Regions from separate parts of the Mus musculus genome. Here region 2 is linked to region 1. A link is a loop called in an ENCODE intact Hi-C map of the cell type or tissue named here. Cell type or tissue: heart. All regions are shown on one strand. Each heading gives the region's core, and the rest is flanking DNA. Links, peaks and the distances in the headings are about the cores only. Region 1 holds the start of Mapk3 (mitogen-activated protein kinase 3). Region 2 holds the start of Sgf29 (SAGA complex associated factor 29).

The links. Hi-C counts contacts between places; a loop is a spot of excess contacts. Peaks named below come from ENCODE experiments on the same cell type or tissue, not always from the same donor. Only the 100,000 strongest peaks of a DNase experiment are listed, where the experiment ranks them.
Region 2: a loop joins it to region 1, with 2.6 times the contacts of the local background. A loop is called at or near these places in 2 of 42 quality-filtered maps.

Annotation. Positions count from the first base shown.
Region 1 is chr7:126,758,182-126,761,092 of GRCm38, forward strand. It overlaps Mapk3 (mitogen-activated protein kinase 3), which reads left to right and starts at 1,445. Exons shown (of 9, transcript NM_011952.2): 1 at 1,445-1,637; 2 at 2,550-2,732. The coding sequence starts at 1,465. In heart, for the core only: a CTCF peak has its summit at 1,231; DNase peaks (open chromatin) are centred at 1,310 and 2,450; H3K4me3 peaks cover 1,868 bases; H3K27ac peaks cover 2,376 bases.
Region 2 is chr7:126,647,138-126,650,048 of GRCm38, forward strand. It overlaps Sgf29 (SAGA complex associated factor 29), which reads left to right and starts at 2,172. Exons shown (of 10, transcript NM_029339.3): 1 at 2,172-2,340. In heart, for the core only: CTCF peaks have their summits at 1,505 (motif pointing right) and 2,359; a DNase peak (open chromatin) is centred at 2,294; H3K4me3 peaks cover 908 bases; H3K27ac peaks cover 554 bases.

The sequences.
Region 1 (2,911 bases), core at 267-2,766:
CAGGTGGCTCACAACCTCTTAGAACTCTAGTTGCAGAAGGTCTGATTCCTCCGGCCTTGGTGGGCACCTGCACTCATGTGCACATACCTGTAGGCAGACATGCACGTAATTTTTAAATTCTATTTTATTTATTTTGTGTGTGAATATGTGTCTGTCCACATTCATGCTATAGCATGCTTGTGTTGGTTGGAGGAAAACCTGCAGGAGCTAATTCTCTACTTCCATTGTGAAGGTCCCAGAGATCCAACTCAGATCTTTGGGCTTGCTTGGCAAGCATCTTTACCTACCCAACCATCTTACCAGCCCAGCGTGGGGGGAGGGGGGGACAGAAAGACAGAGACAGACAGAGACAGAGAAAAGGTGACAGTGAATTTAAATTGATTTAGTTACCTTTGTCCACAGCTACCACCCTTTCCCTCCTTCTCCCGTGAAGTGAGCTGGGTTGCACGTCCTCTGGGCAATCAGGCAGAGGATTTGTACGACACTGGGGCCTCAGCACACACCTGAGCCCCCCTGCAGGCCTGTGTCTTCACACTGGAGTCAGGACCGACTTCACAGCTTCACAGTGCTGCCTGCCGTCCACCACCCTCCAGATTGCTTCCTCATTATAAAACGTAAGATATACTCCCTCAGCAACTCAGGGTGGCCCACTCCTACCAAGTCTGACAGCCTGAATTGGACACCTGGGACCCACATGGTGGAAGGAATCAGATGTCCTCTGACCTCCACACAGGCTCTGTGACATACTTACGCTCCAACACACAAAATTAATAAATGTGGCAAATAAACGAATAAGAAATTATGGAAGCTGGGCATGGTGATACATACAGCTTCTAACTAATCCTAGCACTGGCGAGTTAGTATGTTGAGGCCAGCCTGGTTACCTAGTCTACATAGTGAGTTCTGGAACAGCCAGTTCCATGTCAAGAGACCCTCTTAAAAAAGAAAGAGAGAGAGAAAAGAAAGGATGGAGATGTGGCTCAGTGGTAGGATGCTTGCCTAGTAGCATCCTGAATCTGTATGATGGCTCAGGCCTAAAGGCAGGAGGATGTGTTCAAGGCCAACCTCCACCACATAGAGAGCCTTTGGGGCTAGCCTGGATTACCACTATCTGTTTAAATGAAACAAAGATGTGAGGCAGGTCTTCAAAGGTTAACTGTAAGCCGGGTGGGTTCCCTTAGCATTACTGAGGGCCACTGGCCCCTGGGGCTGCAGAACTCTCTTGGCAGACTAAAGTACCCTAGTGGCCAAGGCAGGGAAGGAACAGCGTAACTAGGCGGGAAAGCCGGGTGCGCGCCCAGGAGACCATGTGACGTCTCGGGCCCGCGCAGGCTCGCCCGGCAGGCGCGGGGGCGGGACGCGCGGGGGCGGGGGCGGAGCCTGGCGCGCGGCCCCGCGGTGACAGGGCGGTAGGGAGGGGCGGGGCCGCGGGCGGGGCAGCGGGGGGAGGCGGGAGGAGTGGAGATGGCGGCGGCGGCGGCGGCTCCGGGGGGCGGGGGCGGGGAGCCCAGGGGAACTGCTGGGGTCGTCCCGGTGGTCCCCGGGGAGGTGGAGGTGGTGAAGGGGCAGCCATTCGATGTGGGCCCACGCTACACGCAGCTGCAGTACATCGGCGAGGGCGCGTACGGCATGGTCAGGTGAGGGGGCGTCCCGGGAGGGGGCTTCGGAGCAGGGACAGCAGGTGTGTGCTCGGGACATGGGGGGCTCAGGGAGTGTCGCAGGGGAAGTATCGTGCAGTGACTTCTGGAGGACTAGGCGCTACTTTCTCCAGGGAGGGGGGTTGGAGGCTTTGAAGCCACCTTGTATTGTTAAGGGAGGGGCACCTGGGGGACCCTAGAGATAAAGGTGGAGCTAAGAGGATGAAGGGGGAGTGAGGGACCCACGAGCAGGTAGTGGGAGCCTTGGTTCCCCCCTGATGAGGCTGTGACAGAGAGTTTGAGAGAGGAGAGCAAAGCTCAGGGTGGGGCAAACCTTTGCACCTCTGCCCCTGGCAAGGCTAGGGGCCCAAAGTAGGGAAGGGTCTCTAGAATGTGCCTTATTTTGTGGTATACGGGTTTGTGAGTTCTCGCTGCCCCACTGTGTGCTCTGCTCTGGGCCTTTGTTCCTATGGGAGCAGCTCTGACCCAGGAACCGCACAGGGAGACCTGCCTGCCCCTCCTTATCTCTTCTCTCCTGTCCCATTACTGAATCCTCTAGGCTTCATCTACTTTCTCCATTTAACTCCTATCCCCTGGACCTGTCTGGGATTGAGAGAGTCCAGCTTGGGAAAGGGGAGGAGGGTGAGGGCAACTAGAATGTAAGAGGGTCCAGGAGAAAGGAAGTCGGTGAGTGGCCACTCTCTTCCTCTGTTTGTGAAGTCACTGAAAGGCTGCCTGGCTGATACCCAGCTTTCCCCTGGAGATCCCAGGCCTTCACAGCAGGAAGGAGCCAGCATTGTTTACATTTGGCCAGAACCCTCTCCTCCTCTCTCCAGTCCCTGCCAAGACCTGGGTGGGGCCAACAGGCCTGGATTCCCCCTTTGTAAGGCCACATCTCTCTGGCCCTCTCAGCTCAGCTTATGACCACGTGCGCAAGACCAGAGTGGCCATCAAGAAGATCAGCCCCTTTGAGCATCAAACCTACTGTCAGCGCACGCTGAGGGAGATCCAGATCTTGCTGCGATTCCGCCATGAGAATGTTATAGGCATCCGAGACATCCTCAGAGCGCCCACCCTGGAAGCCATGAGAGATGTGTATCCTTCACCTTAGCCACAGCCCCAGAGTAAAGCTAGGGAGCTTGGCTCTGTTGTCTGTGGTCATCTTTTGTACTACCCTCCAAAAAAAAAAAACCCCAGCAAAGTAACTTTTTAGCAGAGAGTCTACAGAGCATGAGAGCACACTGGCAGGCCTTGGATCCTGGTCTGTCGCAGCC
Region 2 (2,911 bases), core at 125-2,624, 110 kb before region 1:
GAATAACCAGGCTGGCCTCAAACTCACAGATATCCTCCTGCCTCTGCCTCTTGAGTGCTGGGGAGTGAGCTATCACACTTGACTCTGGAATTCTTCATAATATGATTTTCCCAAACTCACAGATGTAGAACTGAAACAGGATGGGTGATAGAGCCATTCACTGCACCTTGATAAGAACTACAAGTGGTGATGGACACCTTTAATCCCAGCACTTGGGAGGCAGAGGCAGGTGGATCTCTATGTGTTCAAGGATAGCCTGGTCTGCAGAGTGAGTTCCAGGACAGGCAAGACTACACTGAGAAACCCTGTCTTGATGCCCCCTGCCACTTGTAACAACAACAACAAGACACTGTTTCTCTGTGTGATAGCCTTGGCTGTCCTGGACTCGAGTTGTAGACCAGGCTGGCCTCAAAGTCATAGAAATCCACCTCTCCTTCCTGAGCACTGGAATCAAAGGCATGTGCCACCATGCCTGGCTAGCTTCTTTCCTTCCTTCCTTTTTCTTTCTTTCTCTCTTTCTTTCTTCCTAGACTAGTCTCACTGGTGTCTTGAACTCCCTATATAGAACAAGCTAGCCTCATTCATAGACATCTACCTGTCTCTGTCTTCTAAATGCCACTAGCTTTTCCATGTAGTCCAAGATCACCTTCCCAGAGAACGGTGCTACCTACAGTGGCTGGGCCTTCTGTATGAATTAACATGGTAACGTGGTAGTGCACTCCTATAATCCTATATAATCCATTAGACAATTCCCTATAGCTAGGTCTGTCTGGGAAATTCCTCAGTGAAGACTGCATTGTCCAGTGGCTCTAGGCCCTGTCAAGTTGTTAAAATTAACCAGGACAACTGACTAGACATACAGATTCAATGAAAGAAAATTATTTTTTCAAACTGTAAAAAGTATGTGTCTCCGTGTGGGTATGTGCACGTGAGTGCAGGTGCCAGAGGACAGCACATCAGTACCCTTGGGGCTGGAATTGCAGATCGTTATAAGCCACTACTGTAGGCACTGGGAACTGAACACGGGCTCTTTGCAAAAGCAGTACATGTTTTTGATTGCTCGGCATCTCCCCAGACTCATTCATATACATACACACACACACACACACACACACACACACATATATATATATATGTATACACACACACACACACACACACACACATATATATATATATATATATATATATATATATATATATATATATATATATATATACATTAATTTCTTTGCTAGTCTAGGGGCTAAAATAGTTTCAGTGTTAAAATGTAAGGTTTCCTAATAGAAAAATATCTGATAGCTTGTTGTATGCCAGGCACAGTGCTATGTACTGGGAATGTCTAATGATCTTGACCTTATAGCATTTGTAATTCTATCAGAGAATAACAATATGTAATTATAAACTTTAAAAGATTTTCAAAAATATTTTTATTCTATGTCCAGGCGTATGTATATGTGTATGTGCACCTGTGCAGTGCCCTCAGAGGCCAAAAGAGGGCATTAGATCCCTTGGAGCTGGAGTTACAGGCAGTCTGAGCCAGCTGACCCAAGTGCTGGCATTCTAATTCTGGTCTTCACGATTGAGCAGTACTTGCTCTTAACCACCAAACCATATTGATTTTTTTAGGTGTTATGTACGAAATATTAGGATAGTTAGGGTGGGAGCAGTCCCTAGGGACTGAGCCCGGGACCATGCTAAGCAAGTGTCCTACCACTGCACTAACTGGGCAGGCATCCACAGGGTAGGTATCCAAAGATGTAGCTAAATGTTTGCATGTCCAAATCTTTTATTTGCTGGGAAGATTCTGTAAAATACAAGTACTAAACCTAAAACTGCTTATTTGGAATTTAAAAATATTTTCAGATACATTTTAAATTCACGGCAAATTTCAGCTTAAAGTACAGAGTTCTCATCTGCGTCCTGGGGCCCTCCCTCCTCATCCCCAACAATCTGATGTGGTTTTGTTGTTGTTTTCTTCTGGTGCAGAGGATCCGCTCCCATCACCTTTCACATGCGAAGCGAGGCTTCACGCATGCTTTTCTGTTCCTTTGACTCTGATCTATTAAATCATGATTAAGTACATCAAAGCACAGGTGTCGAAGTAAGAACTACGTTTCCCAGAGTGCAATGCAGCACGTCACAGAGAAGTACCCGGCATGCGCAGAGGAGTCCTCCGCGCTCGACCGCGCTCATAAGAGAAACAGCGTGTGTGGTTCTTGACGCGCCGCGAACCTTCGAACGCAAGTGCGAGACTACCCTGTGAGGAAACGTTCCAGGGATTCGCCTGTTCCCGCCATCGCAGTTACCAGCGCGACGTGCTGTTTCTTCCTGTGCTCGGTAGGTGGGACGGGGCCATGGCAAGGTACCTCCAAGCAGCGCGGGAACGAAAGGCCAGCGTTCCTGCCCGGCGCCCGGCTCGCCGAGGCGGCGTCTGAGGAGACGCGCACGCGCCCTGGACGGGAAGGGGGCGGGGCTGTGGGAGCCGGCGCCCTGGGGCTTGCGCGTGCGCCCTACCTCTCTGAAGAGGTGGGAAGCGGCTGGAGCTGGCTAGTCTAGATGCCGGCAGCTGATGTGAGTCCCAGACATCAGCACATTTTACTACTTTCTCAAAAGCTTAGTTTTTGGTAGCCCAACCTGGCCGTGAGATCGCAGTCCTCCTCCCCCAATCCCGAGTGCTGAGATTACAGACTGCACATGCTCTAAAGGTGTCCATTTTCACAACAGTAACTTCATCCACTCTCCAGCTCACTCTTGTGTTGGCTGACACATGTATCCTAGGACGTCTGCGTCTACTCATCAGCACCTTCCCCTACCTGTCAATGTTCAGCTTTCTCTAGGGAGGCTTTGACTCATGCTGTTTCACAGAAACAGCTCTAACAAAGCCACCTTGACTTCTGGATTCCGAAGT